Regions from separate parts of the Homo sapiens genome. Here region 1 is linked to region 2. A link is a loop called in an ENCODE intact Hi-C map of the cell type or tissue named here. Cell type or tissue: B cell. All regions are shown on one strand. Each heading gives the region's core, and the rest is flanking DNA. Links, peaks and the distances in the headings are about the cores only.

Evidence for each region. Peaks named below come from ENCODE experiments on the same cell type or tissue, not always from the same donor. Only the 100,000 strongest peaks of a DNase experiment are listed, where the experiment ranks them.
Region 1: a loop joins it to region 2, with 8 times the contacts of the local background. A loop is called at or near these places in 9 of 110 quality-filtered maps.

Annotation. Positions count from the first base shown.
Region 1 is chr7:47,666,951-47,674,404 of GRCh38, reverse strand. No RefSeq gene overlaps it. Among named protein-coding and RNA genes, the nearest start is that of LINC02902, 15 kb to the right of the region's middle. RefSeq lists an enhancer at 1,333-2,211. In B cell, for the core only: no CTCF peak of the experiment used is centred there; DNase peaks (open chromatin) are centred at 1,964, 3,424, 4,194 and 4,724; H3K4me3 peaks cover 975 bases; H3K27ac peaks cover 4,146 bases.
Region 2 is chr7:47,571,476-47,578,929 of GRCh38, reverse strand. The region is part of intron 1 of TNS3 (tensin 3); the gene reads left to right. Among named protein-coding and RNA genes, the nearest start is that of TNS3, 6.9 kb to the left of the region's middle. In B cell, for the core only: no CTCF peak of the experiment used is centred there; DNase peaks (open chromatin) are centred at 2,799 and 4,049; H3K4me3 peaks cover 1,381 bases; H3K27ac peaks cover 1,666 bases.

The sequences.
Region 1 (7,454 bases), core at 1,085-6,084, 95 kb before region 2:
GGCTGGTGCGAGTGTTAGGAAAGTCCGCATCTTCAGAGAGGCCTTTGACCCCGTCCATATGGACTGATTACCTCCATCTCCCACTTCTAGAATGTAAGCTCATGAGGCAGAGCCTAGTGGGTCGTGTTCCTGGCCATACCTCCAGGGCCTGGCATAAAGCAGGCCCCCGCAGACCCCCAAGAATCTCTATGAAGGCCAGTGGTGGATGCACCAGGCTGGGAATCGGAGTCTGCCCCTGCAGTTGCCGTCGTCCAGCACCTTAGACCCTCTGAGCCTCGGTTGCTCCATTTTTCTTTTTCTTTTCTTTCTTTTTTTTTTTTTTTTTTTTTTTGAGACGGAGTCTCACTCTGTCGCCCAGGCTGGAGTGCAGTGGCGCAGTCTCGGCTTACTGCAACCTCCACCTCCCAGGTTCAAGCGATTCTCCTGCCTCAGCCTCCCAAGTAGCTGGGATTACAGGTGTGTGCCACCATGTCAGGCTAATTTTTTGTATTTTTAGTAGAGACGTGGTTTCACCATGTTAGCCAGGATGGTCTCGATCTCCTGACCTTGTGATCCACCTGCCTTGGCCTCCCAAAGTACTGGGATTACAGGTGTAAGCCACTGCACCTGGCCCGGGTTGCTCCATTTTTCATCCTTCCACACTCTCCGGGCCCCTCCTCAGACCAGGCCCTAAGACTGCAGGAGCCAGCGTGTGCAGGCCCCCATAAAATCAGAGGCTACTTCTGCAGCAATCCACTGAAAACGGAGTGAACAGACTGCATAAACCAGTGTTCATTCACAGGCTCTTAAGGCACTAAATGTAAATTAGATAAATGGTGCAATGCCTAATTTCATTCCTACCGTGCTTTTTCTTAGGTTAATTTGGTGGGGTAGAAACGCACCTGTATCTACAGCCTTTGTCCATCACCCACCTGTTCCTGTTGGAGGGGAGTGATGGATGGCCGATGAGATGAGGTTCCTTTTATTCCATATGGCCACACATTATCCCCTTCAAGCCTACCCTTTGCAATGACCATTCAATCTGTCTTTCTAGCTGGGGACTCAGGCCACCAGGTCCCTTTGGTTTCTCCTGGGCCTTTGTAAGATGCCCCTTTGATGTGTTCTTTCTCGTTTGTTTAAACACCACCATGGGATTCTTGCAGGCTGCAATCCAGAGACCAACTGGGTGGCCTTGCTTTTTTATGCAGAAGTGTTGAGAAAGACCTGTCAAACCCTGGGGATAATTAGCCTTTATTGCTTCTCATTAAGACACAGATTGTCACTCAGCACAGATGTGACCCATGGGGCTGAGGCGGCTGCTTCTATGGCCTCCTGCCTTTCTCAGTTACCTGATTGGGAGAAAACTTTGATTTCCATCTTCACATTCCTTAGGTGAAACGTCACCATTGTTTCCCCACATGATGAGTGTATATTTTCTTCAAGGAACATAGTCAGAACCTAAATGTTATATGATGTGGTCTGGCTGTGTGAGAACAAACAACTAATCAATTGGGAGGAAAAAGTAAAATAGCAATTATAGGTTAATGAAACTTCTACTCTCAGACTGATCGATACTGACTTTTCTTTTTAATTTTTGTATCTGGAGATAATTGTAGATCCCCAGGAACTTGCAAAGATAGCAGAGAGAACGCCCATACACGCCTCACCCAGTTCCCCCAATCTTTCATAACTATAGCACAATGTCAAAGCCAGAAAATGGGCGCTGCTTCAGTGTGTGGGTGTAGTTCTATGTCATCTTATCACACGTGAAGATTTGTGTTACCATTGCAATCCAGGCACAGAAGTGTCCCACTGCCACATAGCTCTCCCTCCTGCTACCTCTTTAGAGGTATAACCCTCTCCTCCCTCACAGCCCTAACCCCTAGCAACCACCACTCATTTGTTTTCCAAATATCACTGTGAGAGGCAAGGAAAAGGAACTCTCAGTGTGGCCAAAAGGCATGAAGAGGCATCTCACCAAAGAGGACATACAGGTGCCAAATAAGCAAATGAAAAGGCATCAGTGGGGCCTTTAAGGAAGTGGAAGATCAGATCACATGAGATATTGCTGCTCACCTATCTTCATGGCTAACATGAAAAACAGGACCCACACCACACGCGGGTGAGGCTGCGGAGACACTGGCTCCCTCAAACATTGCTAGAACGTGGTGCAGCCCCTCTGGGATTTTCTTTTTACCAACATGAATCTTTTTAGCTTTCATTCAATTACACAAAGCTCCCCAAATAGTAGGTCATTCAGCCTTGCCTATAACCAGAGCTTTTGTAGACTTGAGAACACTAACAAAAAAAATTCCCATACCATCCAGGCCAGTCTTGCTCTAACAGTGTGGTTTGATGAATCTGGGTCAGGCCTGGGCACTGAGCTCACCACCGACACTGCGGGGGACTCTAAAGCACAGCCAGGCCGGGCGCGGTGGCTCACGCCTGTAATCCCAGCACTTTGGGAGGCCGAGATGGGTGGATCACTTGAGGTCAGGAGTTCAAAACCAGCCTGGCCAACAAGGTGAAACCCCGACTCTACTAAAAATAGAAAAAAAATTAGCCAGGCATGGTGATGGGGGCCTGTAATCCCAGCTACTTGGGAGGCTGAGGCAGGAGAATTGCTTGAACCTGGGAAGCGGAGGTTGCAGTGAGCAGAGACGGCACCACTGCACTCCAGCTTGGGAGACTCCGTCTCAAAAAAATAAATAAATAAATAAATAAATAAATAAATAAAAATAAAGCGCAGCCAGAACTGGGATCCATAGATCTCAGCAGCTGAGCTTGATGCACACCCCGAGGGACCAAGTGCTGTCCCTTCGTTCTCTCCCCGACCCCCAGGCTGTGTGCTCCCTGGACTCTGTGCCCAGCCCCGGGGGGTTAGGCGGGTTCCCAAATGCCATGGCTCAACCTTCCACGTATGCCTATGTGTTCTGATGCTTAGAAGGCCCTGGCCTCCAATCTGGCAGACTCCGGCCTATCTACCCCTTCGGAGCCCCCCCAGAGCCCTCCCCTCACTCCACCGCCGTGCATGCCGTTTTGAATTCTAGTTGCCTATGGAAACCTCTCTTCTGCACTAGACCCTAAAGGGCAGGGTCCACATCTGACTCCTCCCGTGCCCCCAACCTCTGGTACACAGAAGATGCTCAATAATGTCTGTAAGCTAAGCCCTTAGTAAGCCTGGTGAGGAGAGTGTTCATGTAAGCCCCATTTTGTAGAAGAGAGGACACGTAGATGGGTGAAGCCTGGGTTCCTGAGGAAGACGTTGGATTTTCCTCATTCCTAGGCAATGCATGCCTGTTGTGGAAAACTCAAAAAATATACTCAAGGAAGTTAAAAAATGTAAGCCCTACACAATCCCACCATCACCGCCAATGGGCTGCTGTTGTAACTTTCCAGATGCTGTGCTGTGACAGCCTTGAATTTGCATATTGCTAAAAGGAAGTGTCAAGTTTAGGCTAAGAAACAAATGAATGTCAAAAGTGGAAGCACAGAGCTTGAAGTTCAAGGTCAGCAGAGTCTCGCTGCAGGTGTCATCTGTGGGGAGCGAAGGCGTCTGGACCCAGCTGTGAATCCTGCTCAGTGCCCGCCTGGGCTGTACCTGCTTTGCAAACTGGCGCTCTCATATGCATGTTAACAAGCACACTGGGGCCCTCCCTGTTTTTACATATTTGTTTTTTTGTTTGTTTTGTTTTTTGGTTTTTTTTTTTTTTTTTTTTGAGGTAGAGTCTCACTCTGTCACCCAAGGTGGAGTGCAGTAGCGCGATCTCAGCTCACTGCAACCTCCACCTCCTGGGTTTAAGCATTTTCCCCTGCCTTGTGCCTCCCGAGTAGCTGGGATTACAGGCATGAACCACCACACCTGGCTAATTTTTTTGTATTTTTAGTAGGGACGGGGTTTCACCATGTTGGCCAGGCTGGTCTCAAACTCCTGACCTCAGGCAATCCACCTGCCTCGGCCTCCCAAAGTGCTGGGATTACAGGTGTGAGCCACCACACCCAGTCTTGTTTTTACATATTAAAAATACCCAATCTGGGCCTGGCCTGGTGTAAAAAAAAAAAAAAAAAAAAAAAAAGGATCTTTCCTGAGAACTTGTATTACTTCAGTATCACCCAGTCTCTGCCCACAGCCTCAGGGGAGAAGCTTTGAGCACAGGTTTTACAGAGCGTGAGAGACCCTTGGGCCTGGGAGAGCCTTGGGAAAGGAACATAAACTTGAAGGGAAAAAAGCAAGGCTCAGAAGTCAACACAAAGTGTGATAGCATTTCTAGAAAGTCCCACATAAGCCTGACTAAGCAATTTATTGTTTGGGGATACACGCATGTTACAACTTTTTTTTTTTTTTGAGAAAAGATCTCACTTTGTTGCCCAGGCTGGAGTACAGTGGCGAGATCATGGCTCACTGTAATCGCAACCTCCCGGACTTGAGCCGTCCTCCCACCTCAGCTTCCCCAGTAGCTGAGACCACAGGCATGCACCACCGTGGCCGGCTAATTGTTTTATTTTTATCTTTTAGTAGAGACAGGGTCTCTCTATGTTGCCCAGGCTGGTCTCAAACTCCTGGGCTCAAGCAGTCCTCCCTCGTTGGCCTTTCAAAGTGCTGAGATGACAGGTGTGAGCCACCGAGCCCGGCCAACAAGTTTTTTTAAGTGAAGGAAAACGAAAAACAAATTTCAGATTGGGGAACAGCTAGAGGCAGCCACAGGAACAACTTGCAGTGGGTGTTGGGCAGCAGGCTGAGTCACTCCCTGGCTCCACTGGGCTGTGTCATGTGCACACGCTTCATGTATGCCTTAAGTGACGTTCAAAAGAACACAATGCCACATGAAGCCTAACTCAGCAAGCCCTTTCTGTAAGAGGAGAAATAACTACCCCTGCTCTTGCCCACTTTCTTTCAACAGGGGCCAGCATCACCTGCTCCCCTCCCCCATCTCTATGTTCCATCTCTGGCAGCCTCTGCACAAAGGTGTCCTCCAGGAGGCCAGGTGGGCACCAAGGTTCTTGAAAAGAAAGGAAAGGGAAGCGCAGTGTTCCACAGCTGGTTCCCAAGAAAACAGCAAAACAACTGCGCACTCATTCTGAAGGACGGCAGACAAGACGGTTCCTCAACACATGAACTGGTTTTTCTTGATGAGTGATGGGTTTTTGACCCATTCCTGCTGCCCCTTCTGGGAAAACTGGGCAGCCCCAGGCTGTGTCAATGTCACCAGCTGAATTGTGTTACCCAAAATTCCAAGACTGAAGTCCTAACCAGAATCTCAGGATGTGACCTTCTTTGGAGATAGGGCCTTTACCAGGAAATTAAGGTAAAATGAGGCATTACGGTGGGCCTTAATCCAATGACTGGTGTCCTTATAACAAGAGGAGATTGGGACACAGGCTTACACACACATCCTTAGGGAAGAGGGAGGAGACAGCTATCTACCATCCGAGGAGAGATGCCTCAGGAGAAACCAAACCTGCCAACACCTTAGTCTCTGCCTTGCTGCCTCCAGGACTGCGAGGAAATTCATTTCTGAGGGTTCAGCCACCCAGCCTGCAGCACCTGCTATGACATCCTCGGAAAATGAAGACTGTGTGCCCTTTTTTCTACCTCCTGTGGTTCGAGGGCAGACCCAAGCCCGGGATAAAGCACGCTAGGTTTGGAATTCACTCCCACACTCCTTAAGATAGTTCCTACATAACCTTTGCTGAATTCCTCTAGCTTTCCATGCCTCTGTTTTCTCACTGGTAAAGTTGGGATCCTACGGCCTTCATCATGAAAGCTGTTAAGAAGATTGAGTTCATGTGAAGTTTAGAACAATGCCTGATACAGAGAAGCACTCAATAATGATGTTGGCTCCTACTACTATTTTTATTAGGAGACTTTTATTCATTAAGCAAGTATTTATTGAGCATCTGCTATGCCCTAGGGACAAACAGACCTAGATGACACTCATCTGGTTTAGTTGAATGGACCTAGCTGCAGGTACTACTTGGCCTGGAGGGGATCCGTCGGTATCCTCTTGGCTCCAGGAGCATCTCCTATTGCTGCACCCCAAGGGCCTGAATTGTTGCTGGTGTACATTAGGCACTCAACAACTGCACAGTGAAACAAAGCCAGAAGGCTGACCCCCATTGGCTCAGTCCAGCCCTTTCCTTGCTACTGCTCAGATAGAGCTTGGAGCCTCCCTCTTGCGCAGCTGGGCAAGGCCAGGGCAGCTCTCACTTTTCGGCAAACCCTGCCCCTTCCTCGGTCCCCAGGTTCAGTGGTCCCTGGAGCCCACTCCCTGATGTCCTCTTCCTCACACAAAGATCCTGAAAGGCAACCTTAATTCCCACAGCCTACTCCTGGCCTTTGCTACATTCATTCATCCATTTGACTCACTCTTTTTTTTTTTTTTTTTTTTTTTTTTGAGCTGGAGTCTCGCACTGTCGCCCAGGCTGGAGTGCAGTGGTGCAATCTCAGCTCACTGCAACCTCTGCCTCCCGGGTTCAAGTGATTCTCCTGCCTCAGCCTCCCGAGTAGCTGGGATTATAGGCGCCTGCCACCACACCCAGCTAACATTTTGTATTTTTGGTAGGGATGGGGTTTCACCATGCTGGCCAGGCTGGTCTCGAACTCCTGACCTCGTGATTCGCCCACCTCGGCCTCCCAAAGTGCTGAGATTACAGGCATGAGCCACTGCGCCTGGCCAACTCACCTTTTCTTTATGGAGAAAATGGGCTCTGTGTTTCGGCTGAGGGTCGGCTACATGCCTGCATGAACCAAGAGAGCGAGGCTACACGCACAGCAGCTCTGCAGACTCCAGGGCTGAATGCTCCTGAGGGCAGCACAAAGCCCTGTGGGAGCAGCAAAGGGGAGGGTCTGCCTCACACTCAGGTATTAGGAAGATCTGTGCCCCTTCTCCCTAAGGTAAAGTTTGACTTGGGCCTTAAAGAGGGTATCTGAGTTTGACAATGGAGAAGGACTCAAGACCAGGGGTCCTACAGGGCCTGTGTACCTCCAACAGGGAAGGCTGATCCCAGCTTTAACTCGGTTACCTCATCCTGCCACCATAATGCTGCAACCTCCTTGAGTGAGACTTCTTTTTTTTTTTGGACAGAGTCTCACTCTGTCACCCAGGCTGGAGTAGCTGGGACTAGAGGTATGCACCACTATGCCCAGCTAATTTTTTTGTATTTTTCGTAGAGACAGGGTTTCGCCATGTTGAACAGGCTGGTCTCGAACTTCTGACCTCAAGTGACCCACCCTCCTTGGCCTCCCAAAGTGCTGGGATTACAGGCATGAGCCACCATACCCGGCCGAGTGAGACTTCTTGCGTGGTACATGTTAGGGCCCCTGCAGGACAGAGCCAGCAGGTCGGCTTTATAGGACCAGTACATGCTGCTGAGGTCCTACTCACTAGGAAGTGTCACGGCCCTCAGCCTTAGGCCCCAGTACTCATCAAAAAGGGACTCATGGGTGAGAATGACCAACATGGCTTGTGTCCTTG
Region 2 (7,454 bases), core at 1,015-6,014:
AGCAGGACTAAATTCTCCTAGATTGAGGGCGTTTTGAATCTTAGAGTATGTTGAATCCGGATGCAGGCCCGTGTCCTGCCGTGGGGCTTTTCGAGTGCAGCTCGGGCAGGAACAGTGGTTTCCTTGATGTCTATCCGTTTCTCGTAAAAGCAGAAAACTAGACTCTCCAAGTTTCGTGAGCTTTCTGTTTGTACTCTGTGACTCAGGAATGTGTTTGGTACACATCCATCACTGCAATGTGGGATGTAGTGCTGAGCTCAGGGTCCCTCGGGTGTCTCCATTGTCTGCATGGCGGCATCTCCTGTCCTGCTCAGTGTACTCCAGGAGCACCGTGGCCCTCTAGACACACCTCTAACCACCGCCCCCCCCCAACCCCCTGCCCCATGCACCTGGCGCAGCTCTACCTGGTATCCCTCACCTGTTGCCTCCTACCCTCGCTGGGAGTTGCCTCTGCGAAACAGGAGGGAGGAGGCCAGTGAAAATGAGGGTGACTGAGGATGGGGGCCATCAACTTGGGGATGAAGCACTGCACACAATTTAGGGTCCCTCGGAATGCCTCACTGTGTCAGGGAAGGGGAGGATTCTCACATGCTTCTTTTTATTTTTTTATTTTTATTTTTTTGAGATGGAGTCTTGCTGGAGTCCAGGCTGGAGTCCAGTCGGGCCATCTCAGCTCACTGCAATCTCTGCCTCCTGGGTTCAAGCAATTCAGCCTCAGCCTCCCAAGTAGCTGGGATTACAGGCGCATACCACCATGCCCAGCTAATTTTTGTATTTTTAGTAGAGATGGGGTTTCACCTTGTTGGCTAGGCTGGTCTCGAACTCCTGACCTCAGGTGATCCACCTGCCTCGGCCTCCCAAAGCGTGGGGTTACAGGCGTGAGCCACTGTGCCCGGCCGATTTTTTTTTTTTTTTAGAAGGCAGTAGTCTACTACTCTTTTGTCTCCTGGGCAAAATGAATGAAAGATTATACTGAAGGATTCTATGTCTGTGATCTAGAAAATTCCCTCTGGCAGAGGGAGGTGCTCCCAGAGCTAGGGAAGTGCTCCTCAGAGCCACCCCTCAGGGGAGAGACCTCTCTGTCCCTGTCTCCACCCCAGCGCTGGGCAGGAAGCCCTGGGAGCCCTCTGCAAACAGCCCGCCAGCTCTCAGCCTAATAACGCGGCTAACAAGACCCCCTTCCTTTTACTACTCAAGTACCCAAGGTGGCTTGGGCACTTTCTGTCCCTAGTCTGATCGTTGCTGAACCGTGCATGTATGCCATCCTGATGGTCTCCCTTTTCTGGAAGAGAGCGCTGAGACTTAGCGAGCTCAAGTAACTTGTGTGTGTTGTGAGGATACTGAGCCTTGGATCTGAATCCCGGTCCGTCAGCAATGCTTGGAGTTCTTGCCAAGATGAGGGGTTTGTGCAGTCCCCACCCACAGCCCAGCCCCTGGAGTGGCCAGGCCAAGGCTCAGGAGCTGCGGCGTGCCTGCTGTCTACCTCAGCCAGTGCGCCAGCCCCAGCTGCTTCCTCGGACCCCAAGGCTGGGCCTTTCTTTACTCTTCCTTCCTCCCTCAGCTCTAATTATGGTTCATGTTAGATTGTCTGCCCTTCCTCTTCCTCTTCTCTTTTGGGGAAAGATAATAGCACTTAATACGCCCTTTGCAGGCCTGGCTTTGTTTCTAAGATATCAGAAGAATCTTTAGGAATCTTTCTTCCAGCTGCCCAAGCGAGCGGCAACCTGTCGGCACCCAGGAAGGATGAATACGGGTGCCCTGCTGACGATTACAAGTGCCACTCCTAGCCAGGCCATGCCCCTGGGGACACCGGGGACACCTCCAGGTGGACTAAAGTGTGTCACCTCCTTTCATTGTGTCTTGGCAGCCACAGTGTGACGTGGCACCTCTTGTGTGTAGAGTTTATGAAACTGCTCCTGAAAAGTAGAGACCAATTCGTTGATGCTTTGAATACACTGGAATACACTCGTGGCGATACTGAAAGAAAGAAAGTCCTCGGGAAGTGTCTGGCCAAGGCCGTTCACTGCCGTCTGCAGTTGCTTTTCTTTTTACAGGAGAGCCCGGGCTCTGCTCCAGGCCCTGGGATTATTTCTCGCTGGAGGATTCAGGAATCTGCGCTCTCCCCATCACCCTGGAACACAGCTGCAGTGTGTAACATTTCACTCACTTGGAGCCACACAATAAAAGGCACAGGCCCACATCTGGCTGTGCAGGGCAGGCGGGCAGGAGAGTGGGCCCTGGGGCACACTGGGCCATTAGCAGGGGCATCTGCGTCCTGGCCTGTGCACATTCCTCCCTGGAGCGCCGGGCTGGCTCTGCAAACAAAGGGGCCTGGTCCTGGCATTCTTCTCCACCTTGTAATCCATCACCTTTCTTAGAGGTGTCCCTGGGCGCCTACCCCTTTCATCACTGGCCATTTGGGAGGTAGATCAAAGGTACGCACAGGAGGCAGTGACATAGGCCAGGCTCTGGCATCCCACAAACCTGGGGCAGAACTGTCCTTTGTCCTGAGAGGTCCTGGGGTTATTGTGACTGTGTTTGTCATTTGTCACCTGCAGCCTGGGGTTGTCGTTCCTCCACAGGTTTGCTCCTCCACTGGTTCCGGAGCTCAGGGGTGGGAGCCACGTGGGGTTTTGTTTCCTCCTTTTGGGCTCCAGGCCCAGTGTACTTTGGTCCTGCTGAATTTCCATGGCCCCAGGGGCCTGAAAAGCACCTTGTGGTCCTTCTGGAGAACCACTTCCTCATTCTTGGAGGTGCTAATCTGATCCACTGGGAGGGAGCTGTGTGCTAAGTGGTTGACACAGGGGAGGCCAGCGTGATAGAGATGAGTTTTTCTCCAAAGATCAAGGACAGGTGTTTCCAGTTTGTCTCCTCTGGAAAGACCTGCAGAGCCGGGTGGACAGGGCTGGAGGAAAGGGGGCCTGTGTCCATGTCTTGGGTAGGTGCTAAGGGAGACAGGAGGGCTCTACGTGGGTGAAGAATGCATTTCTCTCTTGTCCTGCACGCAGGAGGGAGGCACATTTTTTATCTGTATTACTCGGAGAGTAGCAGAAGACTCTCAAGTAATGAGCATATTTTTGCTGCTTTTTTTTTTTTTTTTTTTTTTTGAGGCAGAGTCTCACTCTGTCACCCAGGCTGGAGTGTAGTGGTACAATCTCAGCTTACTGCAAGATCTGCCTCCCGGGTTCACGCCATTCTCCTGCCTCAGCCTCCCAAGTAGCTGGGACTACAGGCGCCTGCCACTACGCCTGGCTGCCCGGCTAATTTTTTGTATTTTTAGTAGAGACGGGGTTTCACCATGTTAGCCAGAATGGTCTCGATCTCCTGACCTCATGATCCGCCCTCCTCGGCCTCCCAAAGTGCTGGGATTACAGGCGTGAGCCACCGCGCCCGGCCGTATCTTTGCTTCTTAATTTGCTTTTTGACTATTTTTCTACAAAATAGTTTTCTTGTAATATGTGCTCATTGTAGACTTGGAAAAGATAGAGAAATGCTAAGGAAAAAGGAAAAAATTCCTTCTAATATCACCTCCACAGAGGTTCATATTTTAGCCTTCTTGTGTGCCATATGTTTTCTGTGCTTTTTTAATTTACCAAGCTGAGATCATACCATATGTATTATTTTGTATCCTGCATTTTAAAGTCAATGTGGCAGTATAAGCATTTCCCAATCCAGAAATAGCTCTGCATAAATATGACTGCTGATGACAGTATAGTACTCCAGTATGTGGATGTACCATGATATTTGGACTTCACTATTTGTTCATTGATCATTTACATCCTGTGTTATGCTTGCACATAGGTCTTTGGGCAGATCGTAGCTAGTCATGCTCTTGAAAGGATTTCTAGCAGACTCTTTGGCATCAAAGAATACAAACATCTTTTTTTTTAAGCTTTGGTAAAACATGCATAACATGAACTTTGTCGTTTTAATCATGTTTAACTGCGGCAGTTAGGCGACATTAAGAACCTTCACGTTGTGCAGCCATCACCACCCTCCAGCTCCAGAACTCTTTCCATTTTGCAGAACTGAAACTCGGTGTCCCTTAAGCACTAACTCCCCATGTTCCCCTCCCCCCAGTCCCTGGCAACCACCATTCTACTTTCTGTCCCTGTGAAACGGACTACATCGGGTGCCTCATACAAGTGGAATCATACAGTATTTGTATTTTTTGTGATTTGTTTATTTCACTTAGAATACTGTACTCAAGGTTTCATCCATGTTGTAGCATGTGTCACGATTTCTCTCTTTTTAAGGCTGAATAATACCGTGTGTGTGGGGGTGTGTGTGTGTGTGTGTGTGTCTGTATGAATAGCACATTTTGTTTATCCATTCATCTGTTGATACACTTCAGTTACTTCTACCCTTCGGCTGTTGTGAATAATGCTGCTATGGACATGGGTGTATAAGTCCCTGCTTTCCATTTTTTTTTTGGTGAGCACAAGCTTTTTGGAACTCCTTAGTATATATGGTCAAATTGCAGTTGAGACATAGGGTGCTGGCTGGATTCTCACGGTGTCCACCCGCTGTCCTTAAACATGGCTAGGTTATCACCCCCAGGGTAAAAACCAGGCCTGCAGGAAAAGGAAGAGGGAGACTTCTTACCAAGCTATTTTGACAGATTGTGTAAACTCTGTGATTAATGGGATGAGAAAGCAGGAAGAATGTCTTTCATTTAAAAAAAAAAGAGCCTTCGGGGTTGCTTGGTTTTATTTTCAATTAAAAGGGTCTGATTTTGTTTCTGGAGAATGGTTTTAATTTGGATAAATGGTTCAGTCTGGGAACCACATGCCAGAGCCTATGATCTATGAGTGCAATTACTCAGGGTTTCCTCGGCTGCTTTTCTGAGGGAACGGTCCAGAACTGGGCTCGCTCTGGTTTGGCTCTGTTAAAACGTCGATGCAGGCCCTGGGCAGTTGGAGTGAGGCGGTTCTTGTGATCAGTCCTTGAAGTGCAGCCATAATGCCCTCCCCATAATGCCTTCCCCAACTGATGGTGGTTAATTTTTACCCTCTAAGAATGTGTTCACAATTCCAAATCAGGAATGTCAACAGCAGGCTGTCGTTTTCCCCTCCTTGGAACATGTTGAACCAGAATTACTGGCATCTTTTCCAACGTGGGCATTTGCAGAATTGGTGGGATTTGGGGGCTCAAGGAGGAGGCAGACTCATCCTAATGTTTCTCCTCTGGATTACTTGAGGTCCCTGGCCGGGCAGGCCTGCAGGCCCAGAGACGGGGTGGTGGGTTGCTCTATCTGGAGTCAACTGGTGTTTCTTTCCAAGAGGATGCTGGGCTGGGGGAGGTGAGGGACTAAATCCTGGGCGACTTTGCAGAAGGACCCGTCGCGATGGAGGGGCAGCGTGGGCAGAGGCCCTGGGCAGGGCCACCTGCTGTGTTCTGGAGTAGCAAAGGGGATTTGCAGAAGGCAAAGAAGAATACAAAGACACAAGGTAGGGTGTTTCACCCTTTCGGAGAACTGTGGCAAAGCCCTGGACAACTTTCCATGGCGCTTGTAGATTTGAGACCAATGCCCCAGCGACCTAGCGGGCTGGTGGGAGGCAGCGTGGAGGGCGGCAGGGTGTCCCCAGGGTGGGAGGTGGAGAGAGTCTGCACAGAAATTTCCAAGAGCACAGCCCATAAGGGAAGAATAGGCTTGCTCGTGAGGTGGGTGAAGGCATTGCCCTGCTGGCTTGTATCAGGGCGTTGGCTCCTGGGTCCTCAACAAAGGGCATATTAGCATAATGAATAGTTAAGTTACTTGGTTGGGCTTCAGTCCTTGGGGCCGTGGTCTCTTTCCGAGGGAAGGACTGGTGGGTGGGCCCCACCTCTGGAGATCCAGCCTGCATTGGGACCACGTGGTTTGAGAAATGTTTTCCCAAGCCTGGGCCACACGTGACCCTTGATTTCTGGGGCAGCCCTGGTGGCAACTCCCCACATATCCCTGTGAGGCCTTTCTCATTTTCCACTGGCAAGGATTCAGGTGTAACCAGATTATTCTGATGAAAAATTTGAGTGAGACAGGTAACCCGCAACACACAGAGTTGCTATGTTTTGCTCTTTTTTTTTTTTTTGAGACGGAGTCTCGTTCTGTCGCCCAGGCACGATCTCAGCTCACTGCAACCTCCCCATCCCGGGTTCAAATAATTCTTCTGCCTCAGCCTCCATAGCTGGGACTACAGACGTGTGCCACCACGCCCCGCTAATTTTTGTATTTTTAGTAGAGACAGTGTTTCACCATGTTGGCCAGGCTGGTCTCGAACTCCTGACCTCAGGCGATCTGCCCGCCTCGGCCTCCCAAAGTGCTGGGATTACAGGCCTTAGCCACTGCACCCGATCATGTGTTGCTCTTTAACTCCCCACCCCCACCTCCATTAAATAGGAATAATCCAAAACATAGGTCATCGAGAGCATACTGTGCTTTTAAGGCATTTTGCTTATTATTAGTAGAGATTTTGCGACAACTGGAATGGTGTTTATTCACTTTTTAAAGGCTCACTCTTCTCACAGGATAACAGAACACACGATCATTCATTTTCCTCTTCCCACGAAGGTGTTTGCAGCAGTGGGCGTGAGAAGCATAGTGTGTGTGTGACTACCGCGCGAATGGTTCTCCCAAACCTGGATCCCGACCTAGGCGTTGCCGTTGCCGGTCTCTGGGTGTCACCCTCCCATTTATGACTGTAGTGACTTCTCAGAACGCCCTGGAGGGATGGCCTTACTCCAAATGGTCCCTCGGCTGCCGGGCTATTTGTGAGTAAAAGATGTTTGTCAGTGCTGCTTCTTTTAGAACATGCCCATTCCACATCAGCTCAGCTTGTCGGGTGTCTGGTTGTCTGTGCGGAGCCCATGGGGAGGTCTCTGCAGCCTCACACCTAGCAGTGAGGTGGCCCCTCTGCGTGGTCATGCCCTGCGGAGTTGCATTCCTCTCCCTGATGGCTGGCTGCCAGGACCTGTGGGCCCTGGCGGTGAGAGGAGTGGGAGGTGCTGTGGCTCCTGCCAGGCTAGCTCTTCACAGACTGGGTTAGTTCTTCCAAAGCATAGTTCCCTGGGACACCACGCACGGGGCAAGCACAGCTGTGTGGCCAGCGGCATGCTGACAGGGCTAGACACGCACTGGGCCGCTTAATGCCGACCTTGGCCTGTGAGTCTGTGACCAGGACTCTTGGTGAGCGGCCAGCTGGGGGCTGTTGGTGCTGAGTTCAGCTTTGTAGCCAAAAAGGTTCCAGCTGATTTCCAGACAGACCCGGCTTCCGTTTTCAATGCCAAGATGAGCTGGGCGAATGAGTGGGAGCGGACAGAGGCTTTTGGCCGACTGTGATCGCTATTGTCTGGAGTCCCCTTGACCCTCTGGAGGTACTGCCTCTCCTTTCATTTGTACACACTGGTTTTTCTGCACGGTTTCGCCTCTTGTCAGCTCTGGGGACACCAGCTTTTCCGTTTCCCATACTGCCAGA